Regions from separate parts of the Homo sapiens genome. Here region 2 is linked to region 1. A link is a loop called in an ENCODE intact Hi-C map of the cell type or tissue named here. Cell type or tissue: breast epithelium. All regions are shown on one strand. Each heading gives the region's core, and the rest is flanking DNA. Links, peaks and the distances in the headings are about the cores only. Region 1 has its middle 110 kb from the start of YPEL5. Region 2 has its middle 49 kb from the start of ALK.

The links. Hi-C counts contacts between places; a loop is a spot of excess contacts. Peaks named below come from ENCODE experiments on the same cell type or tissue, not always from the same donor. Only the 100,000 strongest peaks of a DNase experiment are listed, where the experiment ranks them.
Region 2: it touches region 1 in a loop (28-fold over the local background); 1 of 110 quality-filtered maps calls a loop at or near these places.

The regions. Positions count from the first base shown.
Region 1 is chr2:30,026,256-30,042,728 of GRCh38, reverse strand. No RefSeq gene overlaps it. Among named protein-coding and RNA genes, the nearest start is that of YPEL5, 110 kb to the left of the region's middle. RefSeq lists an enhancer at 16,247-16,473. In breast epithelium, for the core only: no CTCF peak of the experiment used is centred there; a DNase peak (open chromatin) is centred at 8,468.
Region 2 is chr2:29,962,226-29,978,698 of GRCh38, reverse strand. No RefSeq gene overlaps it. Among named protein-coding and RNA genes, the nearest start is that of ALK, 49 kb to the right of the region's middle. RefSeq lists enhancers at 11,667-12,166, 12,167-12,668, 14,054-14,554, 14,555-15,055. In breast epithelium, for the core only: no CTCF peak of the experiment used is centred there; no DNase peak of the experiment used is centred there.

The DNA.
Region 1 (16,473 bases), core at 6,031-10,030:
AACTACTGTAAATTTTATACAGTGGAATAGCATGCAGCCATGAAAAACCATGCTGTAGAAAAATATTTAATAGAAATATAGTTATAATCTAAAAAGTAAAAAGTGTAGCTTTCACAATTGTATAATCTATTTTATAGTATATAATTATTTTATATGCCAATATATTTTAATTTGTAAACATAATTTTTAAGCATATGCATTATGTACTTTATGTTATATACATAAATTATATAATTTATATTATGCCAATCATATTTTTCTATGCCTATATTGACATATAGAGCAAAAATAAAAGAATATGGAAGCTGTTAAAATGGTTGAGTGGTAGAAAATGGAAATTTAAACATTTTTTATTTGCTTGTTTATTTTCTAAATTTTCTTCAATGAATATTTATATTTCTGATAATTTTCAACAAAGACAATGTCATAAAAAGGACGTAAAAGAAAGCTAACTGTATGCATTTCCTCTGGCTTCCATAACAAATTACCACAAACCAGGTGGCCTAAAATAAGAGAAATTCATTCTCTCACAGTGTTGGACCCCAAATGTCTGATATCAAGGTGTGAGCTGTGCCCCGCTGTCTCTAAAGGCTCTGGGGGGTAATCCTTGCCCCTCCCAGCTTCTGCTGGCTCTAGGCATTCCTTGGACTGTGGCTGCTTTGATTTCAGTCTCTGCCTCCATCTTTACAGGACTTTTCCTCTTCTCCCCTTCTCCCCATGTTTCTCCCTCTGGACTTAGGGTCGACCCAGATAATCCGAGATGATCTCGTTTAGCAATCCTTAACTAAATTACATCTGCAAATACGATTTTTCCAAATAAGATGACATTCACAGCATTCAGAGGTTAGAATGTAGACACATTTTTTGTGGGGGGGTCACCACTCAATCACTACACAAACCAATCTTTAGTTTTTTGGTTTTTTTTTTTCTTTTCTTCAAGACAGAGTCTCACTCTGTCATCCAGGCTGGAGTGCATTGGTGTGATCTCTGCTCACTACAACCTTAGCCTCCAGGTTTCAAGTGATTCTTCTGCCTCAGCCTCCCCAGTAGCTGGGACTATAGACGTGTGCCACCATGCCGGCTAATTTTTGTATTTTTAGTAAAGATAGCGTTTCACCATGTTGGTCAGGCTGGTCTTGAACTCCTAAGTGATCCACCCACCTCAGCCTCCCAAAGTCTTGGGATTACAGGCGTGAGCCACTGCGTTCGGCCTCTAGTTTTTAAAAGTAAGAAATAGTGATGAAAAAAATTCATTGCCTGTTTGATGAATTTAGCAGTCTGTTTACTTTTGACATTATTTGAAAGCCAAAAAACAATCATGAGGGAAAGCAGGCACACAGACAAGATAGAAGAGCAGTGCTGTTATGGCACTGACCCCCTCTGATTCATATTTTTTTAAAGATCCAGTTTTATTGTCAAAACTCATAATAAATCTTATCCACCAAAACTGTTCTGATGACCCGAAAATTTTTTGATGAAATATAAGAGACAGAAAAAGTAAATTGGTTTATTTTTAAATTGTCAAACCATCATAAAATCAATAAAAAGTGAAAACATGGATATATTATTGTTTTGGTATCACTATCCCAAGCTCAATGTCAAAGTAAATTTAGACTAAAACCCTTCACTTTTTATGATTCTGGAAATTATTATGTGAGGAAAGGGGCAGTATATAATTTGAAGTTGCTTAATAAATTTGTATTGGGCAAGTACAAAGCACTGATGCTTGGGCCCAGGTTGAGGGGCCTTGGTAGGCACTTAAATTGGACTCAGAAAGTGTTCTTGGTCACTCTTGAGTGGAAGGGGGTTTGGCCGAGATGAAGTCTGACTGCAGAGTCTTTCCTGAGACGGCTGGTAAAATAATTCCCGGATTCTACTCTAGACTTGCTGAATCTCTGGGGTGTGGCTTGCTTTCTTATCAAGCTTCAGGTTGTGTTTAGGAACCCTGAAGTTTGCAAACCACTGTTCTTCAGGACTGCTACTGCCTGTTATCCTCTTAATTCATCGAAGTCTTAGAAGAGAAATGCTTTAAAAATCCCACGATTGAGTTAACTGATAGCAGCTTAATATATTGTTTCTAAAGTGTTTGCATTTTAAAAGTCTTGATTACAGAGGTCCATTTCTTCACCCAAAGGAATAAGCCTTAAGTGCTGTTCTTGTAGGAACCCTGGTTGGCAAGTGTGGATAAGGGGGTGTTTACAGCCTGTGGGTAAATGTGGTTTCCCTAAACGCAGGGGTTGAGTTTGCCTCCATGACTGTGGGGAAACCTGGCCAGGCCCACTGTGGGATCCCTGAACTTTGGGAGCTGCACTAACTCACTTATGCTCTTGGTTATGTGAGTCATTCTATACTTTTCAATTTACTAGTTTGGAAGTCAGTCTCAGTGGAGAAAAACATCAATGATGTTCAAGCCACTATTCACTCCCACCTTTGAATCATAACAGCCTTTGTGGTCTGGACTAGCTCATCTGTGTGATTCTAGATCAGCAGTTGCTAAGGTGCATTTACTAAAACACTGGTCCATTTGTTTTCCAATAGCCATTTATTGAACTGCTGCTATGTACCCAGCTCTATTTTAGGCATTGGGGTTATAGCAGGGAATCAAAGAAGATATATGCTTTCATGGGGCTAATGATCTAGTTGTGAAAGGTATAAGCAGATTAAAAAATAAATAAAAGGGTAAGAGGGATTTGTGGCCAAATATCTTTGTTAACGGCAGAGTTTCTCATGTGCTTTAATATATTATTGTGCTTTATAAATGGGATAGTGGGGGCAGGGTTGAAGATATGCGATGTAGCATTTAAAAAATAGATTTGACCATGGGGCCTCTTTACTAAGGGAGTCCCAGAAAAATACTTTGACAAATAGATTCTAAAATCTTTAGAGTAAGAGTGTTTCTCCATGTTGTCATTGTTGTTCCTGGATTCAGTGGGGGTAGAAGCCTGTTTTTCATAAAATTCAGAGATATCATTTCTTCTCTCCTTGACTTTCTAGTACTGTTGTGTATTTATTAACAAATCACTTCACCAATGCTTAAAACATGCTAACGTTAGTCCATAATGCTCTTAAGGCCAAATGAAGTAAGGGAGGCTGGTGTCCTCACCCTCATGTAATAAAAATGGAGAAAGAGGAAGAAAAAAATCTTGAAATAATGATAACCATAATAGAGAGTGTGAACCGGAATTCTATGATAGCCTTCATGACCTTCACCCCTGGCATTACTCCTGTAGATCATGTTATCTTACTTGGCAAAAAGGATTTTGCAGATGTATTTAACATTACTAATCAGTTCACCTTAAGACAGGGAGATTATCTGGTGGGCCTAACCTAATCACACAAACCCTTTTAAAAGCTAAGAGTTTTCTCTGGGTGATACCTGGATTTCAGCCTTGTGATATCCTGGGCAGAGAACTCAGCCATGCCAGCTGGGACTTTTGACCTTTAGAACTGTAAATCTTGTGTTAAGCTGCTAAGTTACTGGCAATTTGTTACATAGCAATAGAAAACTAAAACACAAAGCTAAAACACAACCATGCCTTTCATTTTTTTTTTTTTTTTTGATACAGTCTTGCTCTGTCACCCAGGCTGGAGTGTGGTGGCACGATCTCTGCTCACTGCACCTCTGCCTCCTGGGTTCAAGCAATTCTCCCACCTCAGCCTTCCGAGTAGCTAGGATTACAGGTGCCTGCCACCATGCCCAGCTAATTTTTGTATTTTTAGTAGAGATGGGGTTTCACCATGTTGGCCAGGCTGGTCTCGAACTCCTGACCTCAAGTGATCCACCCACCTCGGCCTCCCAAAATGCTGGGATTACAGGCACGAGCCACCACACCCGGCCTAACAACCATGCCTTTCATTTGACAAATGAAGGAAGGAAAGTCTATGGAAATGAACAAATACCACCAGTATATTTGTTCACTGAATATGAGTGTCTTAGATCCTTAAGGCCACTTCCTGAGGTCACTTCCAACTGTGAGATGCAATAGTTTTAACAGCTACCTCTCTGTCTCCTGGAGAATTATCTAGCAGAGCATTTTAATTACTCATGTGGTGTGCATTTGATTCAGCCCTTCCCTTCAAACAGCTCACACAGTCTGATGAGGGCAGCAGCCGAGTGAGCAGAGCCGGTGTGTGTGCGAAAGCTGTGCAGAGCTGTGTGCAGGAAGGACAGACTAGCCTGTGCATGCTTTGGGTGGAAAAATGCAGACTTTCTATGAGGAGTTTGGTGATATGTGATATTATTAAACCCTATTATTACCTGCAGGCTCAAGGATGAGTTCATGAACTTCAGGCTGGTGACCATTGATCCTTTTATTGATGAGGAAACAGAGGTCAGAGAGAGCAGCTATAACTTGCCCAAGATCATACTGAGAAGTATTCAGAACCTGATGATGAACTCAGATCCACCCACCCCGACAGCAGTTCTGCTGCTGCTGCATGTCTTTTTTTTTTTTTTTTTCCTAAAAAGAAGCCAATCTTTTCCCCTCACCTGTAAAACTTTACAAAGGACAGCAGAGAACAAAAACCTTTCGTCCAGAACAGTTCAGTTTCAAGGAAGAGAAACTCACTGGAACAAGCAGGCGTCCTCGGGGAGCTTCTGATGGCTCGGGGAACCTAATGCTACCAGCCTACTCCTTCCTTCCCCCTGGGCTACGCTGGCCATTTTCTCTGCTCTTCTGCACATCCATCCCTACATTTATTCCCCCGCAGCCCTGAGGCCTCCACACGGTGTAGCCTCTGAATCTAAAATCCCCAGTGTGGCTCCTCCTGGCTGACTTGGTCTCCCATTGTCATTTCATGTTGCTGTCCAGCAGGGAAGAAATTGAGGCACCTGGGGTCAGTCATCCACCTTGGCCTGGGGGTGGGGAAGTCTTTATGAAGGTGGGATAGCATCTTTAAGAAGTATATTAGGAAGATAACCATTACAAGTGCCAAGTAAGGGTGGCTGCTATCTGGATGGATGTAGCTCATTTAAGAAACTACCTCTTCCCTGGCAAGATAAGCCATATTCCAAAAATCTCATTCTCTTCCCTCCCATTCTCTATGAACCCTATTACCCAAAGACTATTTATGCTGCTTCCTTTGCTGCTTAATCTCTAATTCAGGTCTTTCATCATTCAGCTTTCTCATTTATGTTTTTGTCTCTCCTCCTTGGATTGGAATACCCATGGAGGGCCTGCAGGGGCATACATTTCATGGTGACGTATGGTCCCTGGCATCTTCTTTTTCTTCATTTGCCCAAAGAGCAGCCCCAGTGTTGATGTGTCCTGGCTTTGAGGGCAAGGACCAAACAGCCATGGCTGGAATGATGGTGGCCAGATGGGATGGTGCTGGTGGTATTTGCTCCAAGGGCCCGGCTGCTTGGCCAATGTGAATGCCAGGTGATATCCGTGAACAAGACTGCCTGGGCTCCAGGGCCACATTCAGCTCTCCAGCTCTTCCTGTGATTCACCCTCACTGGGGGCTGTTGAATCACTATAACCAGCAAAAGCCACTAATACTTGGCACTGAAATTTAATAGCTCCTCTAGCCTAGGGACTTCATTAACTGGAGGGAGAATCAATGACAGGCTCTTTATGACCCTGGGCTTCCTACTTAGAGCTCCCTAGACCACATTGTCTGAGAGCAGGAGCTGCTGCCATCTTGGGAGGGACATTTGAGAGATAAAAATTTATTTTGTTGTAATACATCCCTGGATATTCATTCCTCTTCTCCACAACCCAAACCAACATCCGTGTAGCAAGATGATTGTAATCTGTCTTTTGGAAGATAGGAGAACAATTGATTACAGATATTTGGGAAAGTCTGACCTGGGCAAGCTAACAGCCATGATGTTGTTAGCATCCTCACTCTGTCTTTGGGGAAGTATGTGTTTAGTAGCATTGCCAGTCTATGTTTGCTTGTTAATTGCATCCCTAAGCAAACCAATTTAAAGTGTAGGAAGTGCTCCTTTGTTTTCTATGAGTCTGTTTCACATTTGGCTTAACCCTTCTCAATTCCAATCAACCCTTCAAAACATTTCCTGCTAAAAAGTTGGTCTGATGACTGTGGATTAAATGTGTGGGTTTGGCTTCAGAAGGTCTGGGTTCTAAGCCTTGCTTGGCTCATAACTCACAGTGTAAGGTTGTGCAGGTCACCCTTAGGAGGATGAAGATAACTAACCCTGATTATCATCAAAAGATAAAACTTATCGGAAGTCGCTTTACTTTTCTGAGCCCGTATCCTCATTTTCAGAAGGTGGCACAAACAAGGGTTTTGGAGCAGACAGATATGGGTTCCAATCCCAGCAAAATCATTGATTTTGGTCTTGAGCCAGCTTGTGGTCTCATTTTCCTTTTCATGAAGAAGTAGGGAGGGTATTACCTCATTGCATTACATTAGGGTTCAGTGAGAAGATTAAGGTAAAGCCCCCCCCACTCCGTGGCATATCCTGTCCCCTTATTCACCTCTATTTTTTTCAAAACATTCATCAATTTTTAGATTCTATAGAATTTTCTTATTTATTTGTTTAGTATCTATCTCTCCCACAAGCTCCACAAGGGCAGGGATTTTTGTTCATTTTGATCACTGCTATATCCCCAGTTTCTGAAATAGTATCTGGCATATAATAAGCATTTCATAAATACTGGTAAGATGGAATGTTAAATGAATATGATTCTTGTCACTAAGAAGGGTCAGCTAGTAAATATTTTAGGCTCTAAATATTTAGGCAGGCCATAGAGTCTCTGTCACAACCACTCAACTTGGATGTTGCGGTATGTGTGACAGCTGCCTCATAGATAATACATACACAAATGGGTGTGGCCGTGTTCCTATAAAACTTTATAACAACAGGCCTTGAGTGGGATTTGGCCTGCAGGCTTCACGAGGTTGCCCATCCCAGGTGTAGACCCAGTTAGTGCTTCTGAATTCTGTTGTGTCATTCTAATTCAGGAACAGCCCCTGTTTGGCTCCCTCTATGAGGAAGAAATAGGAAAACTCACCCTGGGTCTCCTCTCTTGGCCCCTCTTGCCCTGTTCTAGGGGGCTGACCCCAGGGCTTTATCCAGTTCCTTTGCTCTCTGGCTTCTGGTTGACTTCAGTCCTTGAGAGATTATGGCAGGTTCAGAACCTGGAGTAGAGAAAAGTTGGGGAGTGTATTTCTAACTCCTTCCTTCATGGCAATGGTTTGGGGAGACCGAGCTCTTCTCCCATGGCCCTAGCATTGTGCAGGTTCCAGTACCACTGCTTTTAGACTCAGGATGCTTTATCATTTTTTGGTGAGTTTTCTTAGCTCTTTTCACACGTTTGTAAACAGTCCCTTCATTAAACTTGCTTTTCCTACCTACTTTAGAGGGGACCATCTGTTTTCTGGCAGGCCCCTGACTAATACACTGTTCAAAGCCAGAGTAAAGAGTGGGCAGCCCACTGTGACGCCCCTCAGCCCCCATTCACAGCTGCCCTTGATCCCAGCTACCCAGTGGCAGCTTTCATGGCTCTTTTCTGGTTGAGAATTCGTGTTTTCTCTTCCTTTTCTGCCAGGAAGGGCAGATAAAAAAGGAAATGACTTTTTTATTTATGGAAGGATGACAAAGAAGTGAGACCTTACTTGTTTCTCAAATTCATCCAAAGGGAGAATAGAGTGCCAGAATGTTTTTATTCTAGACTGGCTTCCTCATTCAGCAGTCCTGTGTCTTTGGACAAGTTATTTAACTTCTTTGAGCCTCAAGTTACTTATCTTTAAAATGGATATAGTAAACCCGGCTATGTATATTTATATATTTGTATATTTATATGATATATATGATATATATGTATATTTATATGATTTTGAGCTAGATTTGTTGTTTTTTCTCTTTACTAATATGATTAGTAAACTAATATGATTACTAATATGATTAGTAAAGAGGAAAAACAACAAATCTAATCATACTAATAAAGAGGAAAGAAAACAACAAACCTAGCCCATAGAATATGAAATACTATTAAAAATGTTAAGTATGATATCTGTAGGTACTTTCTTCCCTTCATTTTCTAAATTTTATGATAAGCATTTATTACTTTTTATGAGAGAAGAGGAAAAACATAGTCTTTGCCAACTCTACGAGGTGACTCAGGACATAAAACAAAAGGTTATATTGGGATGCACTTTGAGAACGGCAAAGTGCCATGAGGATGGGCATGACTCTTACTAACTTACCCTGTGTGGTTAAGTGGGCCTCCGCTTGCTTGTCCGGAGGTGACTCCTTTTGCTAGGCCCTGAGCTCTTGGGTCCCCAAAGCTCAAGAGGACATTACAGGAGGTTGGCAGCAACCCTGATGCCCCACTTCACCTCGGTGGTGCCACCACCCCTAAGGCTGACCCTCCTTCTTGGGCTGTCTTGATTTCAGCCCCAATCACTCCACTAATGTCTGGAGGATTTCTAGAAGCACCTGCCACAGGTCCAGGTCTGAAGGTCTCTTTGTCTGCTGCATGAGCTCAGACCCTGCTGGACAAGAGTAGCAGGCACTACTGGTTTCTCCTCCCTACCACATTCCCTTGCTGGAGCCAGAGAAGGAGCCCCATGGACATCATGGACACTTTTTGCTAACTCTTTTCTTGTGTGTTTTTGAATGAAACCTTTCTTTTGTGGCCATATTGATGATACAGTGCTTGCCTTCATTATCCCTCCCAAAGAAATGACTTTGATATAGGTGGCCCTTGGTTCAGGCTTTTTCACCTCTCTCTCTCTCTCTCTCAGACACACACACACACACACACACACACACACACACACACAGTCACACACACACACACTGTCACACACACAGATAAAGTTGAAGTCCCATTTTCCTTCCTTCTCAGTGTTAGCCACTATCATGAAATGAATTTGGGTTTATCTTTTATAGTAATGTTGTCTGGTTTAGAAGTGATCGGTTGTATTTTCTTAATTGATGTTCTCTTAAATATTACCATTAACATTTAAAAATAAATATTTTTATCAAAGTGTAGCATGCATACAGAAATTGTACAACTCTTAGGTGTATAGTTTGACAAGTAGTAGTGAGGGGTGAAGGAAGCAGTAGTCCACCCCAGCTTCAGGCAATAAGGGGGTTCATTGTCTGTAGAGAATCTAAAAACAGGAAAAAAGCAGCTTTTATTACCATCATGCATTGGATATTCTAATAAACGTCAGTGATAAGATACTCATCCTTGCTGGAGTAGACCACTCTGGTGGCCTCTCTACCTTTGTATACCACTTCACCTTGATAAATATCACACAGTGAACAAATCCAGGTAATGACTACTCATATCTATACATAGAATAGGGCTGACCAGGCGCGGTGGCTCACACCTGTAATCCCAGCACTTCGGGAGGCCAAGGCGGGCAGATCACCTGAGGTCAGGAGTTCGAGACCAGCCTGACCAACATGGAGAAACCCCGTCTCTACTAAAAATACAAAGTTAGCCGGGCGTGGTGGCACATGCCTGTAATCCCAGCTACTAGGGAGGCTGAGGCAGGAGAATCGCTTGAACCTGGGAGGTGGAGGTTGCGGTGAGCCGAGATCATGCCATTGCACTCCAGCCTGGGCAACAAGAGCGAAACTCCGTCTCAAAAAAAAAAAAAAAAAAAAAAAAAAAGAAGAGGGCCAGCACCCTGGAAAACTCACTTGTAATACCACAGATTCATTTTGCCTATATTTTAATCTTATATGAATGGAATCATATACTATGGGTTCTTTTAAGCCTGGGCTTCTTTTATTCAGCTTCATGTTTGTAAGATTCGTCCATACCATTATGTGTAGCAGTTTATTCATTTCTGCTGTGTAATATTTCATTGTGCATATACAAAACATATTTATCCATTCTCTGGTTGATTAACATTTGGGTTGATTTCGTTTTGGGGCTATCATGAACAGTGCTGCTATGAACATTCTTGTATGTGTTTTTTGGTGCACATATGTAGGCATTTCTATTGGGCAGATTGGGCATTCCTATTGGGCAGCAGAATTGCTGGTTCAGACAGTGTGTACCCTCAACTTCAGTAGATTCTGTCTGAGGAGTTTTTTCAGCCATGTGGAACTGTTAGTCCATTAAACCTCTTTCATTTATAAATTACCTAGTCTTGGGTAGTATCTTTATAGCAGTGTGAGAATGGACTAATACACTGCCACTTTCTTAAAATGGTTATACTGAGTGACAACCTTACCAGCAATCAAGAGAGGTTCAGGTGACCCGCATTCTCACCAACACTTTGTATAGTCAGCTCCTAAAATTGTAATCATTCTGGGAGAAGTATAGTGGCATCGTATTGTAGTTTTATGTAATAGGCATTTCCTTGATCTCTAATGAGTTTAAGCAACTTTTATGTGTTTATTGGCCATTTGAATATCTCCTTTCTAAAATGCCTATTCAAGTCTTTTCCTGCATTTTAAAATTGAGTTGTCTGCTTAATTGATTTGCAAAAGTTATTTATATAGTCTGGATAGGCTTATTTTTCCCGGTTACATATAACGTCTTTTTTTCTACCAATGGTGTGCTTTGAAACACAGCAGTTTCTAATTTTAATGTAGATCAATTTATCAATTTTTTCTTTATGGCTAGTGCTATTTGTATTCTGTTTAAGAAATCTTTGCCTACCACTATGATTAATTCTTCTATTATTATTTAGAAGCTTTATCGTTTTGTTTTTCATATTTAGATTTAATCTACCTGGAATTGGTTTTTGTGTGTGGTGTGAGATAGGGGTCATTTTTTTTTCCATGTGGTGATCCAATTTACCCAGTAATTGGAAAGTAAGGGTAATGATCATTCTGATTTTGCTTCTAACCTCAGAGGAAAATCTTTCAACAATTTACCATTAAATGTAATGTTTGCTGTAGGAGTTTTGGTAGCCATCCTTCATGGAATGAAGAAAGTTTCCTTCTATTACTTGTTGGCTAAAAAGTTATTTTTTTCCTTTTAAATCATGAATTGGTGTTAAATATCATCAGATGATTTTTCCTCATTTATTACAATGATTATATTCATTTAAATATTTTTCTTTTAAGTTAACATTAACATTGACATATTTTCAAAATGTTGAAATAGCCTTCCTTTTGGGAATAAACCTAACTTGGTCTTGATGTCTTCTATTCTTTTTCTATACTATATTTTATTTGTTTCATGCTTGTGAGTCTTGCTCTTATCTCCTTGGTGACAGGGGTTTGCCTCACACGGATTTGATACCTCTCCTCCCATAGTGCTGGGCTCTTAGGAGATGCCCAATGCCTGGAGTCATTAATCCAAGCAGCGTTGTTTTTCCTTCCTGTAGTTGGGTGCATTTGACAGCTTGGATGGTGTGATTCTCCCAGTGGCTAATGAGCAGCTCAGGAATGCTAATGAAGGACTTCCTTTGGTTGTCTCCTGTGAGTCAGCAAATGAGCTCTGTAACTTGGAGAGCCAGAAGTTAATTAGTGCCCTGGTATAGACAGACCCTGATGGAAATAAGGGAATTTGGGTCTGTCAGAGAAGAGCGCTAGGAAGCTTTGAAGGTGAGGCCTGGATTAGGGACGTGAGGTGAAAACTAAAGGGAAGCCAAGGCTACGGTTTATAAATAAATGCCAGTGTTGGAGCTCTGTAAAGAAAACCAGGAAAGCCCAGAACATGTGGCCTAGACAGAAAGAAGAAGAGCAGGCCCAACATCTGGGTGTCGCTGACATCAGAGGCGCTGTTGATTCACCTCTTCCTTGTAGCAGAATACAGAGAGAAGTGCAGGAGATGTGTACAGCATGGATAGCGGAAGCAGATCACCTGGCAGGAGGCGGTGATGGATGAGGGATTTTAGGTGTCTTGCACTCCTTGTTCATTTTTCTTTGAGGCAGGATGGAAAGTCTAAAACCCCATCTGCTTACAAGTTTACTACAATAACCCGATGGATAAATAATTTGCAAGGCAATACCACGGATGATGAGCTCCAAATGAAATAGAATAGACTATAGACATGAGGCAAAGATGAAAGCTCAGTACCTTCCTGGCAGAACTACATAAGTGATGTCCACTGTGAGCACTGGACTCGGATGTGTTAGGCATGCTCATGATCTTGGGACGGTTACTTTGGCCAGAAAAATGTGTCACTCCCCTGGCTTAGGCAGATACCTAATTAGGTTAGGAGAACTGCCAAAAAGCACCCTATTGAAAGTTAAACTACTTCAAGGCACTGTGAGTAAAATATGCAAAATGTCACTGAGGCAGAAGTGAGCAAACCAGTAGAACAGGTGCAGCATGAAACTAACCTGCCAGGGACATTGTTAGTTCTGTTTCCTCTTGAAATCTCTTTTTTTTTCCCCCCCTGACTGTGTGGAAGCCCTGTCCTCTTTACTGCTGGAGACCCAGAAACAGATGCTCCCGCTGTCTCCTCACCTGAATTGTACTAGACTGAAAATGAAAATGAGGCTCCCAATTCTACCATGTCCATGTCCCAGCCATGCTGTGTTCACCAGGGAATGGCCCAGGATGGAACAAAGATGGATCAAGATTCTAAGTGTAAGCCCGTTCTTTGGAAGTGTAACCATTTGAATGAAACGTTCCTAATGTGTTGTTATTGTAGCAATGGTAACACCACACAGATGTCACCAGGAGTCTCCACAGCCTGGGAGAGACTTAAGCCTGTCCTCATGGTTTCTGCAAATTCTCACAGACTTATGGTTCTAAGCTGCATTGGATTGCTGGATGCAAAGAGCAGTCTCATCACACACCCGCACACTCCACTTTAAACATGTGACATGTTTTATTAGTTTAGCAATTTGCTGTAGATAAGAGGCATAGTGCTGTCAGGTGGGGTGGGATGGGGAATGAGGAGGCTGTGTCCTGCCCATCACAGCCTCTGGCTCTTCCCTCTCCTCTGTGCCTCTTGCTTTTCACTGCCTTTTCTGTTAGAATTCCTTCCTTCCTTCCTTCCTTCCTTCCTTCCTTCCTTCCTTCCTTCCTTCCTTCCTTCCTTCCCTCCTTCCTTCCCTCCCTCCCTCTCTTCCTTTCTTCCTTCTTGCTTTCTTGCTTTCTTCTTTTTATGGAATTTCACTCTTGTTGCCCAGGGTGGAATGCAATGGCACGATCTTGGCTCGCTGCAACCTCTGCCTCCGGGGTTCAAGTGATTCTCCTGCCTAGGCTTCCCAAGTAGCTGGGATTACAGGGGCCTGCCACCATGCCTGGCTAATTTTTTGTATTTTTAGTAGAGATAGGGTTTCACCATGTTTGGCAGGCTGGTCTCGAACTCCTGACCTCAGGTGATCCGCCCGCCTCGGCCTCCCAAAGTGCTGGGATTACAGGCGTGAGCCACCGCACCCGGCCAGAAATTCTTTATTTCTAACCCAGAGATGTCACTCCCTTTCCTGAGCCCTTGGTTCCAGCCATATCCATGCCCTACAAGATGTACATAGCTCAGGGGAGCTTCTGGGGTTGGGGGGTCCTACCAAGGAGTCTCTCTGTAAGAGATGATGTGGTACCAGCTCCTTTTAAACATTTTGAAGTGGACATCATTATTCCTGCTTCACACTTGAGGAGACTGAGGCCTGGCCTCAGTTTGGAGACGGAAGGGACTTGGTTAAAGTCCCACCTCCAGTAAAGAGTAGATCTGGGTCCCAAACCCAGGCCTTCTGACTCCATGTCCATCACTCTTTGTACCATCAAAGGGCAGAAACTCAAAGTGAACATCTGGGGGTTTGTAGAATCCTGGTGATTTCCACTTGGTTTCTTAAGACAATGCCTAGCCCAGGCTGAAAAGCATAATTAGCTCAGCCATAGACTCAGGCTCACCCCATGCCAACCCATGGCATCCAGCTCAGATTTGTACCCCGGAGTGGTCGGTGGGTATTAAACCTCTCTTGGAAGGCCAGGAGAGGACTTAAATGGCTGGGCCTTCACATTTATTTTCCTCTCTTCCCTTGGCTTTTTGTGGGGCTGAGCCTATCATTAATCAGGCTGTGAAGCAAAGGAAATAAAACACTGCCTTGGAAAGAGCTCTTATTTGTTTAAAATTGAAAAAAAAAATAACAACCCAGAAAAGACTGAAACATGTTTCCAACATACTGAATTTGATTATCTGTCTGTGCACAAAGGGACCCAGTCATTTGAAATTAAAGTTTAGAGAGTTGGCAAGTTTGTTTGATGAATCGATTGTGATGGGAGGAGCCCCCACCAACTGCAATGCTGAACTTCCTTCATCTCCTTTCTGTACATTCTGAGCATTTTGTTAATTGCTCTGATTGTTCAGTGCCACTGTGTTACAAGTTCCGGGGAGGGACAGAACTGGAGAAGTCCAATGTGTCTTCATCGTAGGGGCTTGAACAAGGGAGTCCCCAGTCTCTATCCAAGGTAGTGATCATTGGACCCACCAGCAGCTCCAGCACAATTGCTTTTGACTTTATTGTGAATTTGAATCAGAAATACAAGCCTCATCCATCGAGGAGCAAAGACACATGCATTGTTCAGACAGCAGAACAGAATGCAGGCCAGTGGGAAGCAGAGGATGTTATTATTGTTCTCTAGAGCAGCTCAGAGAGGAGAAAGCCTGGCAGTGAGTGCACAGGAAGCAGAAACTGGCAGATATAATCCAGCAATATGAACACTGGGATATGTTGTTCAGCACTTTGAGTTGCAAAATAAAATCCCGGTGGATGGGGCACCCCTCTTCCCCCTAACTCAAGCTCCCCCATTCCTCACGCTGCAGAGTTCATACTGAGTGCTCTTTTGCCCTGCAGCATCCGGAACAGTTGATTATGCCCCTGTCTTGTTTTGGAGCCTGCAGGGACTCCCTGATGCCGAGGGAACAGTTAACTTGGCATTCAAGTTCACTTTACCACCTGCTCCTCGACTTGGCCCCACCTGCCTTTTCCACCTATTGCCTGTGTGTCCCTTCTTGCACCTGCATTTTAGCCAGATGCAACTGCTGTCTTCTCCATAACCACTTTTCCTCCGTGTCCAGTTCATGCCTTTTCTTTGTTTTATGCTTGAAATGCCCTACATTTCATCTTTGCATGCCCCCATTCTTCTCATGATTTTGGAGCCTTGATGAAATGACACCACCTTCTTCTATTTCTCCCCTCTTTGCCCCTCCTCTGGATTTGCATAGTCAGGAGTCTTCCCTCTCACAACATCCATCACCTTCTACTTCATATCACACTGGCTTGGAAAGATTTCTTTTCCACATGCTTTATCTGATACATTCTTTGAAAGCAGGGGTAAGAGATTACTTGTCGTGTCCACTCTGGGTACAGGCAGGATGCCTTGGGCAGAGTAGGCATCCAAAAATGTTTGATGAATGAGAGACTTATTGAAGCAAGGGTTAGCAGTCTTTGGCTCAGGTTGGTACTCAGTGCATTCATCTGTCCATCCTGTCCTTCCTTCTCTCTATTCCCTCTTTTGCTTTTTCCTCTTCTCTACCTTCTCCTTTTCCTCTTTTAATTTCATTTACCCCCAAGCCTTGACATTCTACACAGCTCTGCTGGGCACACCCCATCTCTGCAGGTTGCTGGTTTCTGCTACAGGGGTGTTTGCTATGGTCCTAGACGACTTTTCAAGAACAACAGCAACAAAGAATCTGCACACTCAAGGTGGTTTTGTTTCAAGGAAGTAGGGTCTCTTTTCCACGTGATGCTTGTCTGCTATGGAGACTACTATTTGAAGTGATGTATTCGTGGAGCATTTCTTTCTCTCTGAGAAGTGGCAAGTGTTCTTCCCTGACCAGGGTCTCTGTTCATCTCCAAAGGTGGGTCTCGGTTCATCTTCAAAGGTTAGGCATGGAGGAGGCAAGCTGGCACAGGACCGAGTAGCAGCCAAGCCTCTCTCCTTGCTCAGATCTCACCACAAACCCCAGCTCCCGCTCTGGCCAGGATTACTGGGTCATAGCTGTTTGGCTTAAAGCAGCAGGAGATCAGTGAGGCACTAGGAAAAGAGCACCAGGTGGGCTTGCCTCTGGCTCTGCCACACAGTCGGACGTGGGGGAAAACTGCCAACATCGAGGGAGCTCAGTTTCCTCTTCTGCACATGGGGTGGGAAGAGTTAGATGGTCTCTGGGGTGTTTTCGAGGCCGAATCTCCAGAATTCCCAATTTGAGATTCCAAATGCATCTGGAGACTGCGGTGGCTCAGCCTGAGTGGGGCCAGGAGGTGGCAGCACCTGCTCTGTTTAGAGCCTGATGCAGCCGCAGGGGCTGGGCTGTCACTTCTGTAGGGCTGGGGTGTACATCATGCTCCACTCCCTCTGGACTCTTTTATTACATTTCACTGCAAGTTGTTTGTAGTCTGCTGGGTCATGAGACGGTCGCAGCAAGATTGCCAAACCCTGGGTACAGGGGACACTTATTGTCCCCTCTCTGACTTCACCTGGCATGACACACGCAGGCCAGGGCACAGTCATCCGCAACAAGGCCCCAGTGACAGGCTCATATCCGGGCAGCTTGCTGGAGCTCCTTGACGCAGGCTTCCGTCTCCCCGAGGGCAAATGAGAGCTGCATCCATGAGTAAGCGCATGTGTTCGC
Region 2 (16,473 bases), core at 7,645-11,644, 66 kb after region 1:
TATGGAGGCTGAGAAATCCCAAGATCTGCAGTTGGCAAGTTGGAAACCCAGGAAAGCTTGTAGTGTAAGTTCCATTCCAAGTCTGAAGGCTGGTGAACCAGGAGAGCTGATGACGTGAGTTCCAGTCTGAGGGCAGGAGAGGACCCATGTCCCAGCTCAAGCAGTCAGGAAGGTGAAACTTCCTCTTGCTCAGCTTTTTTGTTCTATTTAGGTTTTCAACTGATTGGATGGAGTCCACTCATGCTAGGAAGGGCAATTTGCTTTACTCAGTCTACTGATTCAAATGTTAATTTTATCCAGAAACACTTTCACAGACACACCCAAAATAGTGTTTGACCAAATATCTGAGCACCCCGTGACCTATTTAAGCTGACATATAAAATAACCATCACACTCATAAATCCGAAGATGTCTGTTGAATACCTCCTGTGTGCCAGGTATTGTTCTAGGCACTGGAGATATGGGAGTGGGAAAAAGGGGAGAAAAAAAATCCCTATTCTCATGCAGGTGTTTTTTTTTTTTTATGAAAGTTTCTTAATAGTTTAGAAATGGTTTTCTCTTTATTGTCTTATTTAATCCTCAGTATTCCTGTGGGGTTGTTTGACAAGAATTATATCTTTGCCATACAAAGGAGGAGATGGAGACACAGAGAGATTAAGTCACTGACTTGGCCAAGGCCGCAGTGCTCGAAGCAGTAGAAACAAGACTAGAAATGAAATCCCCTGAATCCAGTACAATGTTCTTTTCACTTTAGTAGATTTTTTTCATATCTGTTTACCTGCAGAGAGCTGCAAAATGGAGAAGAGTCTATTTACAGAATTACCCATCTCCACTCTGCAATGTGTTTAGGGATGGACAGTGCAATATGAATTGTCAAATCATTCATAAATAATAGTGTGATTACTACTAGTACTCATTCAGCAGAACACAGTCTAACAGACTTTCACGGCTTTGTCCAATGAGAAACTGCATTTGAGTAACACACTTGGGTTGGCATCAGTTGACCACTAAATTCTCAACCTAAGACGAGCTCTTGCTTTGTTTAATGGCTCTCAAAATGTTCACGTGCCAGAGAGCACAAAACAGCACTCTTTCTTGTTTTTCCATCCTTCTAAAACCATGAGAAATTATTTAAGGAAGTTTTAATGAAATGCATCTGTCACTTATTAAGATGGATGGCTGGAGTGCAGCTTTCCATTACTGGAAATGGCAGAATCAAATTAGGAAATAACAGTCCTCAGCATCTTCTCCAACTGGCTTTTGCATAATGTGTTGGGAAAAATGCCACCTCGGCAGAAAACTGCTGTTTTGAGGGCCAATGTTATTTCCCCAAAGGGGCTGTGTTTACCAATAAGGTTCCTCTTCCTTTTGAGCAGGTGAAATGGCTGCCCTTGGAAGTGAAGCTCCCTGGCCTGGGATGTTTTTTGGTGTTTGGAGGTTGGAGACTCTGTTTCATAGTCCAGGAGGCTTGGATAAGTTCTTCTGGGCTGTGTGTATGTGTGTGTGTGTGTGTGTGTGTGTGTGTGTGTGTGTGTGCGCGCATATATATATATATATATATATATATTTTTTTTTTTTTAAGACAGAGTCTTGCTCTGTCGCCTAGGCTGGAGTGCAGTGGCAGGATCTCGGCTCACTGCAACCTCTACCTCCTGGGTTCAAGCGATTCTCCCACCTCAGCCTCCTACGTAGCTGGGATTACAGGCACCCACCACCATACCCAGCTAATTTTTGTATTTTTAGTAGAAACTGGGTTTCACCATGTTGGCCAGGCTGGTCTCGAACTCCTGACCTCAAGTGATCCTCCTGCCTCGGCCTCCCAAAGTGCTGAGATTACAGGCATGAGCCATCATGCCTGGCCTGCTGTATACTTCTCTAAGTCAGAAGTCTTGGCTTCTGATTTGGCTTTTAAGCTTTTAATTTCTCCTTCCTTATTGTTCCAAGCAGCACTCATTCAACAAATACTGGACATCTACTATGTGGCTAGCACTCTGTTGACACTGGGGTTACCAGCAAGAGCAAAACAATGTCCCTGCTTCATCTTGCTACTGTGCCAGATGGGGATACAATAGATAAAGTTCAGAGAGTGTTGCGTGCTCTCAAGGTAATAAAAGCAACAAAGTAGAGTGGGTTCGGGAGGGGTTTATTAGAAAGAATAAAAACTCTTTCACAAGCCATGAAACCCAAGCCCTTATTTTAGGATAATATAATGATTATGTTTCCGAGGAAAAAAATGTGCAGTTCGCATTTTTGTCGTTGTTAAAAAGGGCTTTGCGATCATGTAATTTATTTTCCATCTAAACAGAGGCATCTGTTTTTCAACATACTGATAGATGATGATTGGCTAGCCACCTTCGCCTAAGTACATCCAAAGTCAAATTCCCCCAATGAGAAATCAGATCAACTCAGAATGCTTGTTAATCATATAGTCTTTCGGCAAACATTCATTGAGCTTCTACTATGTCCCAGGCAGGGTGCTAGGTACTAAGGGAAGCGCAATAAACAGGATGCACTGAGCATCACCAGCATCCTTTCATTTCCATAGCACTTTATTGTTTATGAAGAGGTTCCATGTGCATGATTTTATCCTTTCAGTCACCCTGCAAAGTAGGTAGGACAGATATGATGGAGAGATTGAAGTTTATGATTGTCATTAATGCTGTTCTCCAGATACTCCTGGTGTTCGGCTTTCTGAGCATAACTCTTTTAAGTAGTTGTGTAGTTGTGCTGTGTGATGTACTCTCGCCAATGAAATATGAGGAAAGGATCACGTCACTTGGGAATGGTCTCGAAGAGGGCCTTTCCCTTCCCACTTTTGTGGGCAATCGTGGATGCTCACATGTACGTCACCAGCTTGCTGAGTGACACCACAGTGAGCAAAGACCCCTGCTGCTCCACATGGATGTGTAGTATGAGTGAGGAATTAAACTTTTGCCATATTAAGCTATGGAATTTTTGCAATTTTGTGACTGACCCATAACCTGGCCCAAGGAATATAAGGTTCCATTTGATCACCTTTCTTCACTGGGATCTTACTATCTTGTGGGGAAACATTGGCATCTCAGAGGGAGTCCGTTTCATTGTTAGAAAGTTCTGGCCGGGAGCGGTGGCTCACGCCAGTAATCCCAGCACTCGGGGAGGCCGAGGCGGGTGGATCATGAGGTCAGGAGATCGAGAACATCCTCGCTAACACGGTGAAACCCCATCTCTACTAAAAAATACAAAAAATTAGCCGGGCGTGGTGGCAGGCGCCTGTAGTCCCAGCTACCCAGGAGGCTGAGGCAGGAGAATAGCGTGAACCTAGGAGGCGGAGCTTGCAGTAAGCCAAGATCACGCCACTGCACTCCAGCCTGGGCGACAGAGCGAGACTCCGTCTCAAAAAAACAAAAAAACAAAAAAACAAAAAAAAACCAAAAAACAAAAAACCAAAAAAAAAAAAAAAAGTTCTAATAGTTGGGAAGTTCTCCTGTCAAAATTGAAATACAATCTGCTTTCCCATCATCCTTCTGCCTCTGGAGTATCAAGGGAGAAGGGAGTTCCCTATGTGGTGGCTCTCCACACGATGTGGCAGCTGTCATGCCTCCCTTCAGAGCTCTCTTCTCCAGGAGAAATGTGGCTGACGTGGTTCCCTGATGCCTCGTGATTCTTGTTCCCAGTCTCTAGATACAACGACTCACCAGTGCTGCTTTTAAATGGGGACATAATTGTCTTCAGGTGTTTTCTGACCACATCTACTGCAACGAAATCTTTATATATATGTATGCTCAGGCAACAAAATAAATGAGTCATGGCAGGCAAAGGCTGTGTTAGCCACATTCATTATTGTATTCCCAGAACCTAACCCAGTACCTGGATCATAGAAGGTACTCAGTGGATCCCTGAAGAATAAATAAATTCATAGCATATGGAAAGCAAGGTTATGACCCAGCATTCTGAGTTTTGAGAGTGAAATGAGTGCTTTGGTAACTATCAATAACATCTGCAACTCTGAAGGTGGTGAGTGTTGGGTGAGGCCCTGTAACATGACTTTAATATGAACAGAGACATGTGTGACCTTGACTTATATTTTGGATATCTATGACACAAGAAATTTCCTGAGCGTTTTACCCAAAAGGGTAAAAACCTTAAATAAGGAATTGTTGCCACTCATTGTACCATACAAGGATCCCATCAGCAATGGCTTAATATTCTGTAGAAAATGTGGATAGGACTGGTTGTTGGCCAGGGTATCCTCTAGTGCTAAGATGACTACTTGAGGTTTATCCAGCTTTGCGGACCTTGGGTCCTGGATATTAGAGACGTCTCCATTAGGAAATGGAAAACAGCAGCTCTCCATTGGGTTTTATCACATGTGATGGTGGCACTATCAACCCTTATGTATAGACTCTCTTTTCTGGTCACTCAGTTGATACCAAGGGGCACCCTAGTGGCCAGTGGGTCTGGGAGAGGGGTGACCTCCTCTGGCGCCACTGCATTTGGCAAGGGATTGAGGACCAGGGAAGCCATTTTCTTCTGTAGTCAGGATATGCCAGAGGGTGCAGGTTTGGCTCTATCTTGTAGGTACCGTTTCCATGTTCAATAAAGAGGCTTCTGTAGCCATGCTGATTCTGTGCTCCTGCCTCCCTGACCCAAGGCACAGAGGCAGCTGAGTAAAGACCAGTCTGGTAGAGCTGGGTGAACGCTGGGCTCAGGACCTGTGAAAGCTTCCATTAATCTCCAGAGGACTCCAGTATATAGCCAGAGGTTGCTGCTCTAGAGAGCCAAAGAATTTCATGTACTGAAGCCCGTGAGCAATTTATGGCCATCACACGTAGTCCAGAGACTTCAGGAGGCGCAAGAGGAGGTTGTCAATGCTTCTATATAGAAGGAGTCTTAAGGAGGCATTAATGGGATTGCCTGTTGCATTTGAACAGATTTTAGAGCCTTCTGTTGTACGGGGCCCCATTCAAAGTAGGCTGATTTGTGAGTAACAGCATAAATGGGCTGAAGTCAAATTTGCAAGTGAGAAATACGTTGCCTCCAAAATCCAAATAGAACCAGTAAGTGTGGAGCCTGCTTTAAAGTAGTCGCTGCCAATAAGGTGAAGATTTGATTCTTTCCTGTAATGGGTATGGATTATCCCTCACCTGACCAAATAGCACCCAGCAATTTTACTGAAGTGGTATAGTCTTGAATCTTACAGGGCACAATGGCTCAGCCCCAGTTGGAAAAGTTCTGTGACAAATGTTTGTGTCTTCTATGTGAGTATATCCTTTAAATACCTTCAGAGAAGGATGCCATCAGTGCAGTGTCATACTCGTGTTCCTAGAGAAAATTGGATGTTGTTAAGATCTTGCCTGCAAAGACTGAGTGAGATGGCAGAGTTGTTGAAATACTCCATGGTGGAGGAAAATGAAGGTTTATTGTGTTTCTTCAAGGGCAAGGGCAAATCTCAGCTGAGAGGCTGTCAAAATAGGCACAGAAGAGGACACCTTAGCCAAGTCTATTACAACAAAATACCTTTCAGTTGCTAAAGAATGGTCAGTAATGTCAATGATATTAGATATGGGGACCTTATTGAGGGTACCATGGCATTAAGGCTGTGTTAAACCACTCTCAGGCATCATCTATTTCCATCAGGGGTGAGCACTGGCCAAATTGGGTTATTAAAGTGGGAGACAGCAGCAACAATGACCCTTTCTTTCAGTAAGTCTTATATAATGGGTCAATTCCTGTAGCCCTTGTTTCAAAGTATATGCAGCTATACTATTTTAACTGGTGGAAAGGGGGTGTGGAAATGGACTCCATTTTGCAAAACCAACTGTAAGTACTAATTACTTAATTTTATTCCAATTTATTGCTCATTGGGTTTGGGCATCCATGCCAACTATAAGGTATTTTAGGGTAGTGAGTGCTATCTATGACCATGGGGAATTTAGGTAAGGTAATTGTTCTGACAGTTAAGGTGAGGGATAGGTGTCTGTCCTACATTTTATGTCTTATACTTTCCCTAAGAGTATAAGGGTATCTACTTTAAGTTTCATGGGATCCCAGGCGTAGCTATAACTTGAGCCTAGTATTGATTAAGGCAGTGAAGATTTGCAAATATGAGGAGACCAATGAACTACCAGAGAGGTATAGGGACAGTTGTCCTAGTGGGTGGCTGGTGTCCTGGGGAGAAGCTGAGTCCCTAGCTGGCTTGTGGCAGTTGCCATTACCTAAAAACCGGATATTGGACAATGAGCCCTTGGGGTGTCAGGGATATGGGAGTCATGGAAGCCTGGAGCCACCTTGCTGTATATCTGATGCTGCCTGGCACTGGGAGCCATAACTTCCCCACAGTCTGTTATAATCAATCTTGTAATTCTTCAAGGGTTTTGCCCAAGAGAAAATGATTTGAGAAACCTAGATTGTGGAGTCTCCAATATCAGGCCTTTGGATTGGGATCTTGGTTTTGGGGAAGCTGATTGTCTGGAGGTCCCTCATGAGGACACTGCCTCCTTTATGACTCCTACTCCTTTGATTATTTCATTGATAGGAAACATTTATTGGGTTTCATCTTATTTATTTACTTATTTTTATGTTTTTGAGATGGAGTCTCACTCTGTCGCCCAGACAGTAGCACCATCTCGGCTCACTGCAACCTCCACCTCCCGGGTTCAAGCAATTCTCCTGCCTCAGCCTCCCTAGTAGCTGGGATTACAGGCATCTGCCACCAAGCCTGGCTAATTTTTGTATTTTTTAGTAGAGGCGAGGTTTCACCATGTTGGCCAGGCTGGTCTCAAACTCCTAACCTCATGTGATCCACCTGCCTCAGCCTCCCAAAGTGCTGGGATTACAGGCATGAGCCACTGCGCCCAGCCTCATCTTATTCTTTATGGGCAACTAATAGCTCTAGGCCATCCAATGCTTCCCTAATGGTCATAAGGTGGCTAATAAGGAGGAGTAAGACTGCCTGAGAATTTGAGAATGCCCTTCTTAAAAATAATTGCCTTGTATCAGCATCAAAAGGTCCTGCTCGGGGCTAGTAAGAGCCTCTGGTACATCAGAATATTCAGCAAAACAATAATAAACCCATTGCACCATACCAATTTTTCTCAATAGATGTTGTCCTTCCTCCCAGGGTTTCCAACTAGTGAAGGCATGAGCATTTGCAGTGGTGGCCATGGGCTGGGCTATTTTCCCTGTCAGCAACACCCAGTAGATGAGAGGACAGACCGGGAGAGGAGCTCTAGAACACTGCAGAGGGCATGGATTATGTGCTCATTTCAATAGATTAAATGGATTTCTTAAAAAATTATTAATTTGGGGATCACAAAAAAATGGCCTGACAATCAGCTCATCTCTACAGATGCTACAGTAAATTCTGAATGAGTGTTATAGAGGTGCCAAAGTCAGTTGGCTCCCTGTTCATCTTCCTGTTGAATAAATTCTTGTAGTAAATTTTCAGTCAGTTCAACTGACAGACTGTTTCCTTTTCTGCTTCTTCTACCTGAATACAATTTTTTGAGTAGTTATAAGAAACACTTCAGGGAAGGTCTTCCCCTGTCCCATTTTTGAGTTTTTCCATTAAGAGAATTCCAGTCAATGGCACTAGGATCAGGAGCTTGACCCTCCATGTATCCCCACTCCTCAATATTACCTGTTTTGAAGGCTTAGGGGCCTCTGCTCCTAGTGGAGTTGCAACAGCCCCTTCATATACTGATGCTTGGTGGCACCCGCAGTGTTTGGTGATCACTTTTTCAATTTTCCAATACATGTATAGTTTGCTCTGGCCCCTTTGGAAGAACTGGGGTGAGATATTCTGGTCCACTGTTCATTAGGCTCTGTGCCACAGGGCATCTGAGATCTCCCACTCTCGAATACTGAAGATCAGGCTCTTTACTTGTGACAGAAGCAAAGCAGCAACAACAGCAGAGACACTTTGAGCCTCACAGAGTCCAGGTGAGCCAGTGCCCTTGGGCTGTCCCTCGGTGCACCCCATGTAGTTGCTGTTCCTCACCTGAATGACTACCTGAATGGACCCACACATTGTACAGGACACCAGCTTTTCCCTGAGTGCCCTGTAGAACAGGGGTTAGTACCTGGTTGGTGCACGCAAACAACAGTCAGAGGGCAAGAGTTGTTCCCTGAGCCGAGAGTCAGTCAGTCTCAGCTTATGCTGGAATCAAGATAGATGATTCAGTCTGAGGCACGTGGCTCCATCTGGGCCATGACACACTCCCCAGAGCAACTCTAAGGAGGGCACCAATCCTATTTAGGGACCCCAGTCCCTAAATGCCAATTATTGAAACTTCTCATTTAAGGCCATTAAATCTATAGCAGAGTCTCAGCAGGACTTGGCAAATGCAGCACAAACTAGCACAGCTCAAAGTGTAGGCTCGCCAGCAAGCAGCAGCACCACTCAAAGAGCACACTGGCCAGCAGGCAGCAGCGCCAGGTGCACGTATGCCTATAGGCAGCAGAGCTAGTTAGCAAGCCAAAAAACGAGAGCAGAAAGGCCCCCAGGTAGTGGTGGTCGTTGCGCAGAGCATCATGCTCACACCACTTATTGTCTTGTGGTAGCTCATGGAGGGCAGGATCAATCCCTCAAAATTGGCATGGATGTCAATGCTGAGGATGCTACACATGTCCAGAAAGGGCACAAAAACATTCATTTCTCATAGATTGAGGCTTTCTGGAGAGAGCAGGGCAGGCCCCCAAGGTGGTCTGAAATGACTTTAAATCCAGGGGCCAGTGGCTTTGGTTTTTACTGTGGTTAGGGGGCAGAAGCGAGTGAGTTCTGTGCACAGCCAGGGTTTGTGTGGTTTGAACTTCTCTGCAGGCACCCAGGGAGAGAACACCTGGGCTTTCTCATCAGCTGCTCAGTGTGGGGCAAAGGAAGACAGGTGGGGCCTGTCACACTCTTGAGGACACCGATACAACATGCTGTACAAAATCCTCATTTTGGTTTGGAAGCTCAAATTGTATCATTAGCTACAGGTATTGTCAGGTGTTTTCCTAGAAGTGACAGTCTCTGTTTCTGACCAAGTGTCTGCCAAGCTACCATTGTTTGCTAGTCATCCTTTCAAGTGAAAATGGTGTTCCATGGACAAAGCAGCTGGGACCACTTGCACCTCCATCACACAAATGCTTCTCCTTGTGACCACTATAGTACTTGGGTGTGTAACACAAGTGCTTTATGCTTACTTACCATTTCTTTTCACACACTAGTAAAACGTTTACTCATGCATCAAGATTTAATAAAATGCATCTTGTTTACTGCTTCATCAGGGAAATTTGTAGACAAACTGGCACTTTCCCTTACTGAGAGTGAATGGCAGTGAGGTATATACAATGACTATAGATTTAGCTTGGTGGCACAGCCTGGATACCTGCTGAGGTGCCGGCACTTTCACCCAAAGCTGCTTCTGCACCGTCAGTGGAAATGTCAACTCAGTGAAAAGAACAAACAATGTCTTAGTATTATTATAAAAGTAGTTTTGAACACGCAGCCTTTCTAAAAGTATTTCAGGGACCACCCCCTTCCAGATGTTTGCATTCCGCACTTTGAAGACGGCTGGATAAGATCAGAATCAGTGTCAGGAAAGCCCACTTGCCCTTTCCTGAGGCCACAGTGCAAGGGTTCTACTATGGTGAGAGGGGGTGAAAAATTAGGACCAATAATTTAGTCTCCTATGATGGGTGTTTTACCAATCTCAGCTTCTCTCTAGCCAAACTCACTCAATTTCCATTCCAGGCACTGTTTTGGGAAATTAATAATAAGCAACAAGTAGCTCCTAATGTGATTCCAGACCAGTAGAGGCTGAACATACTCCAATAAATGACCATAAAGCTTTGTTAATAGGTTCTATAATAGAAACATATACTATGGGAACACAGTAACTAAGTCTGCACTGTGGGTTCAGAAAAGGCTCACCTAAGGATGTAATGTTTAGGTTGGGTCTTGAAAGACGAGTAGTTCATGTGGAAAAAGAGGATAGGAACTTTATGCTAGGGAAACAACAGGAGCCGTGACATGAACACCACAAAGAATGAGGCCTGCCGACATTTCTTCAAAACCAGCTGCAACTCTGGGCTTCTATGATTATCTCTGAGGCTCCTTTAATCACCCCAGATCCCAACGTGAGGCTGATTCTCATCCCCACCTTCTTCTCTTTGGCCAGCCATTCACTCAGTCATCAAAATTGTATCAAGCACCTACTAGACATTTTTACTGAGTCGCATCTTATCTTAGTCTGAAGTGGGGAAGGCGAAAATTACAGCTTGAAAATTCCTTAGATCACCTATAACATACAATACCTGTGAAGACACAAAGACTTCTTAGATTTCTTTGTGTCTTCACAAAGCCATACACATTGCATGTTATAGGTGATCTAAGGAATTTTGTGATCCACACTGCATGTAACAAAGGACTTGGACACATTAGACGTTTCCAGTCCTGCCATGAGGCACTCACACTGTGAGAGGCATGTGGGAGCTGAGACCAAGTGAAGGACTTGCAGCTTCATAGCTTCTGGTTCATGGAGGAGCACATGAGCCTGGAAATTTTACATTGTTTTTTTTTTCCTCTCTCTCCCATGGTCAAATCTGTAGATTAAAGCATGTGTGATGAGACTCCCTTCTGTTTTGTCTCTGGTCAACTGGAATTCATCATTTCCTTTCTGCCCCCTCTGTCACCACCCCGCTGGACTCCTGGATTGCTGTTAGAGTCCAGGATAGCTGGCCTCTTACTCTGGTCTCTGCATGCTCCCATCCATTCTTGGCACTAGAGTCAGATGAAGCTCCTAAGACTCCTGGATTGAAGGCCTTCCGCATGATACCCCATAGCCAATTGTACACTCAGCATAGGCAACTTTGTGCCATATGACTTTTATCTCTCTGACTTCTTTCTCCAACCAGAATGGGAGGTCACTGGGAGTAAAAAATCACCTTTTCTCCCCGTGATACCCTCAGACTGTCCCCAAGATAGGACCTGCATGAAGTCTGTTTGCTTTTTTTTTTTTTTTTTAAATAATGGTGAAAAAGACATTGAAGTACATTTTGTCCCTTGCATGCAACTTGGTGTTCACTTGTTTTTTCCCTCTTGTGTCCATGAGGCTCCTCCTTCCCCTGCCTTGAGCTAATCATCTGACAATGATTACTTGCTTTGTGAGCTCTGCACCTAAGAAACATAAAGCTGTCAATCATATTATCTTTTGCAGATCTCTTTTAAAACCTGATTCTCTTAAAGTCCTAAAGCAAATACAACCCGTTTGTAAGCACTTCCAAGGTTGTTCTTCCTCATGGGTACAATCACTTCCTGCTGAGCGAAGTTCTTCTCTTCTGGAGATCCAGTCTCCCACACAGCCACCGTGTGTGGGATACAGCCCCACAGGCATTAGGGGAGCTTTCTTTCATCCCAGTCCAGATGTGTGAAAAAGTAGGGGCCCCCTATCCTTACACCACCACCAAAACTGTGAGTTTAATAAATATTCCTCATTACTTGTGTCCAGCTTCCTTCAAAGAAGAATTCAGGCCAGTTTACAAAGAAAAATACATTAACCATGAAACAAAAAAAATAAAAAAAAAAAGGAAGCAGAGAGCAAAACCTTCATTCTTGTAAGATGGAAAAAGTTAGTGCAAAAATATACACCTTGAAACTTATGTACTTACAAAGACGGGTCATTTATTTGGCCCCTGGCTTTCTTTTGAGGCTCTGCAGTAAGAACTATCATTATTAAGTCATAATGCCCTGAGGTAAAAACAATCCAATTGATTGAAAGAAGCAGAATTCCTATTATTGAGTTCAGCTAGAAACTTCTCCCAAGGATTTCCATAAAGAAAACCCATAAAGTAACGATGTCTTCAACAATGTTCTTAAATAGATGTAGTTGGGGGTTTTGTAGAGCTGTTTCTTATCATGTCCCCAGATATAGCCTTAGAGAATGACTAGGGTGTCTTACAGAAAGGAGGCTTCCTTTAAGTCCTGAATCAGACCAAGGCAGGGCAGGACTGGGCAGAAAACTGGACTGGACAGGGCTGGCAGGGCAGGGCAGGGCCAGGTTGGAGTGGACAGGAAGGGCTGACTGGGCAGGAATGAACGGGCTGGGCAGGATGGAGCAGAATGTGAACTGGGCTGAGCAGGGCTTGGCTGGGCAAAGCAGAGTTGGGCAGGACAGGACAGCACCGGCCAGAACAAGGCATAACTGGGCTATGCTGAGCAGGACTGGGCAGGGATGCCTGTACTGGGCAGAAGTTGTCAGAACTGGGCAAGGCTCAGCAGGACTGGGCAGGCCAGGGCAGAACTGGGCAGGGCTGCTAGTGCTGTGTAGGGGAGGACTGGGCAGGACTGGACAAGGCTGGGCAGGTCTGGGCAGAAAACAAGGCATAGCAGGATAGGGTCTTATACTCTGGAAGGAGTTGCTGAAGGAAGGAGAATGTCCTTTGCTCCCAGCAACCCCAGAACTCTTCCTCCCTGAGCATCGGAAGCCTGCTTGATCGGTTTCACTCTGGACTTTGAACCCTGCCAAGGGTAGCAGAGACTCAGAAGCCTCCCCTGAGGATGTTGTAGGAGTGACTCAATCATCTTGGGCTGGGCAGAGTAGTATCCTCACAGTTGGTGAAGACCGTCTGGATCTAATGTGTCCTCTGCCTCGAAGGTCCTTCTTCTCTGGAAAACTCCTTGTCCTTAAAGACCCAATACAAATAGCACTTCCTCTGTGCCACCTTCTTGATGTTTCAGCTCTGCAATTCTCAGATCCTTCACTACATTTACTATGGGTCACCAATAATGGGTGCTTGTGCCATTCCTAGTGCTGGTTATCATTCCCCTCCTTCTACCCTGCTCACTGATCATGAGTGAGCGTGATGGTACTTGAATGGTCTCTACTTTGACACATCCAACATTAATAACAAACTATTTGCAATATGCTTCACAATTAATGTGTCAAGACACCTCCACTGGGAGTCACTCCTAGGCTGAGATAGATCCAACTGCAGGATCAGAGAATAGAGGTAGAAGGGGCTTTAAGAAGTCTTATCAGGAAACTGAGGCCCTGAGATGATAATTGACTTACCTGAAGTCACTCAGAGAATGAGAAGGAGAATCTAAGCAAATTTCATCTGCCTCTTGGTCTGGTATTGTCACCTGGAAGCCTTTTTTTAAAAACACGGGATTTAATATCTCAGGCACTCTGAGTTAATGGCTCTGAAAGCAAGATTTTTCAAAAGGTGGGTCAGTAACTCCCAGGATTTGGGGACTTCTAGAAATTCTCTGAAATGTCACTTCCCAGCCTGAACTCATGGTTCCTTTACCCCTTGATTCTGTGGCACCCCCAGGGGCTTCCTCCCCTTTTAATGGTTTTGTTGGGCAACTATAGGAGCCCCCAAAGTGGAGTGAGAATCACAAATAAACACACTCAGATCAGCCTGGTGGGAAGGTGATGGGCACTGGAGTCAGACGGACCTGGGTTTGGAGCCCAGTTTGATAGCTTGAGTGAGTCATTGACTATCCCCAAGTTCAGTTTTCTAATCTGTAAACCGGAGATGAGAGTATTCACCACACAGGACTGTCATGAAGATGACAAGACATGAGTACAGAATTCCAGCTCAGAGTAGGTGCTCAGTAGACACATTTGTTGCCTTTCTTCTTGAAAGAGCCCCCAGATGTCATCTGTAAAGACTGTTCATGCCTGGAAGGCAGTTCAGAACAGCACGCTGGTTAGGAACTCAGGCCCTCAAGTCAGACCTCAGCCCTAGTTCAGCTTTGCTGCCTCTTACAGGCTGTGCTGACTTGCATGGGTGAACCTCAGTTTCCTCATTGTTCCTACATTGCACAACCATTGTGAAAATTAAACAAAATACTGCATGTAAATGGTCTGAAAGCTCAATGCGTAGTATCACTCAATGCCAGCTCTTACTGGCAGTATTGTTACTCCGCCAGAACACTTTAGATGATGACAAGGAGAATCTTCCAGAAGCTGCGGCTCCCTGCAGCTGACCAGCAGCTCTGCGTTGGGCTCAGCTCTCTGGCCAGATGTAGATGCAGGTGCCTCCCGTAATTCTGGACTTGTTCCCTGAGACCTTTTAGGAAAACGAAGGGGGACTCACAGTAGCTGCGTCTCCTATTCGGGATGTCCAGTGGACTTAAAGCGCTCAAAGTCATGTCTAAAAACTGTGTGTGTAACACATGGTTAAACCAGGCACAGGGTTCCTCTGTCCCCCAACCCCTTAACTCAGGGCCCCCCACCCCCACAAAGGGGCTGCTGCTGGGGCTCAGGATCCCAGATCACCCCCTCTGGCCCATCCCTGATTAGCATTGCAGATTTCTCAAGCCAGAACCTGCCTAATCCTAGCTTGAAGCTTTAACCAGGTAAACATTTAATGAGCCCTGGAGCATAGTGGGCTCAGTCCTGGGGGTGTCAGGAGGGAGGAGAGCAGCCCCGTGACAGGAGGCTGGAGAAGCAGTTGCTGCTTGGAGCTGCCATCTCTGCACTCCCCTTCCCACACCCCACTCCCTGCTTGACTCACTTCCAAGCCTTGACTGTCCCAGCAGGCTCTACAGGGGTGAGCACAGGGGGCTGACTCCTGCATCTCAGAGCTGTGGCTTTAACTTTCATCAAGTCATTGATGGCCCCTGACTGAGGCAGGGCGGGAGTGGGAACCTGGCCTTTGATATAATTGGGGAGCCACTAGGAGGGCTGGACTGATGGGCAGGAAGGGCCCCTCCAGAGCAGCCTCCTTGGCAGATCGCAAGGGGAAGGTCAGAGCACCAATGAATGCTGCTCTTTCTTTCCCCAAGGTCCTGTGCCTGGCAGGCTCCAGGAGTCTGGGGGGACTCTGAAGGATCACGATCCCCCAGGACATAGGCCCCAAGAGGACATCTCCAGTGGCTTATGGGACACAGTGAAATAAGACCATTTCCATCTATGTTATGTACTATGTTGAGTTTCCTAGTATGCCGATGAGGTGGGCGAGCCACATTTACAACCCCAGTTTATGGATGGGGTGACTGAGGCCTAGACAGAATAAATGAAGTGTCTGATGCTGCTGAGTCAGGCAGGGCCAAGACTAGAATCAGAACTCAGGTCTTAGGGCTGCAGTCAGTGCTCTTCCTGAGGGAGCCCCTGCCCTGAACTCACAGGTCTCCTCTGTTCCTGGGAAGGTTTGTGGAGAGGTCCTAAAAGGCAAACGGGGCCCCAAAAGTGGGCACCTGTGACATCAGTGCTAGGCAGACTGGACAGAGGAGCAGGAAGAGGTCTGGAGCCCCACTCGGCCAGGCAGCTGGGGTGGTCAGATCCTCTCCAGAGCCTGCTTGCCTCCTCTGGAGAACTGGTAGAAAGAGGGCTGCTCACCATGTGTTTTGAGATTGTTGTAAGAATGAAATGATAGGAGATGGGCATGAAGGTGTCTTGTACATTGTAAACAGACATAGAAACGAACAGTGTAACTAACATAGAGTCAAGCCGAAAGGAACCAGGTTGGGGACACTTACAGCAGAAAACAAAAAGGTAAGAAGGAAGGAGAGCTTTAAGATGGGGTTGGCTTTCTTTCCTTATTCCTCTCCATCTACTGCCTATGGGCTGTCTTTGCTTTCTGTGTGAAATGTGCTGACCTTTTTTTTTTTTTTTTTTTTTATCCAGAAGCTTCAAGACCAACTTTAAGATGAAAATGATTTTATGAGGCAGAATCTCAGTGTAAATTCCGAATTTTTCCTGAATTTCTGATTTTAAGCACGTTATTATGTTGATATTTTTTAATACCAGTCTCTCAATTCCCAAGAATACAAATTAGGTATTTATCTGTTTGACATTATACATTAAAGTAAAAACAATTTAATTTGGATTTGCTACTGTAATTTGCACACAGATACCACTTAAAAATCATGTCCTAAAAATATCAGACTTAGCTTGAACAAGTTTTAGTGGGAATATATTGCAAAGAAAAGGGAATAAATGCATCATATAGAATGTTATAAAATATAGATGCCTTAATCAATTTTAAGCACAGGTTTAGACTTCAATAAAGGAAAATGATCATGTGTGAGTGAATAATTATTTCAAATGTAGTTATAATTGGGATTACATTTTGGCTCACATGAAATTTTGTAAAACATGAGTTTTATGCAGCAAAGATGTTTTGTCATCAGTTCCCATTGTTTCTTTTAAAATATTATTGGAGGAGGGAAGACCTTTGCCAATGACTGCTTGCGAAGACCTAAGGGAATGGGTCAATATCATTAACGCTTAACTGAAAAAGAAACTGAAGCCCAGAGAACTTAAGTAACTCTCCTGAGGTTGCACCGGGAATCAAGGCCAGAGGATGCTGTTCCCTAAGTGTCCTGACTTCTGAGCTTGTGCGTTGGTCTCTAAAGTTTAACTGCTGCTCTTCACCATTACTTTTTGTTAGGAATGTCATCCGGTGATACAATCTCATTTTTTACTCCCTTTTATGACCTCATTTACAGAGCTAAATATGTTCTTTTTTCCTCCCATTAGTTTCAGATCATGTTGG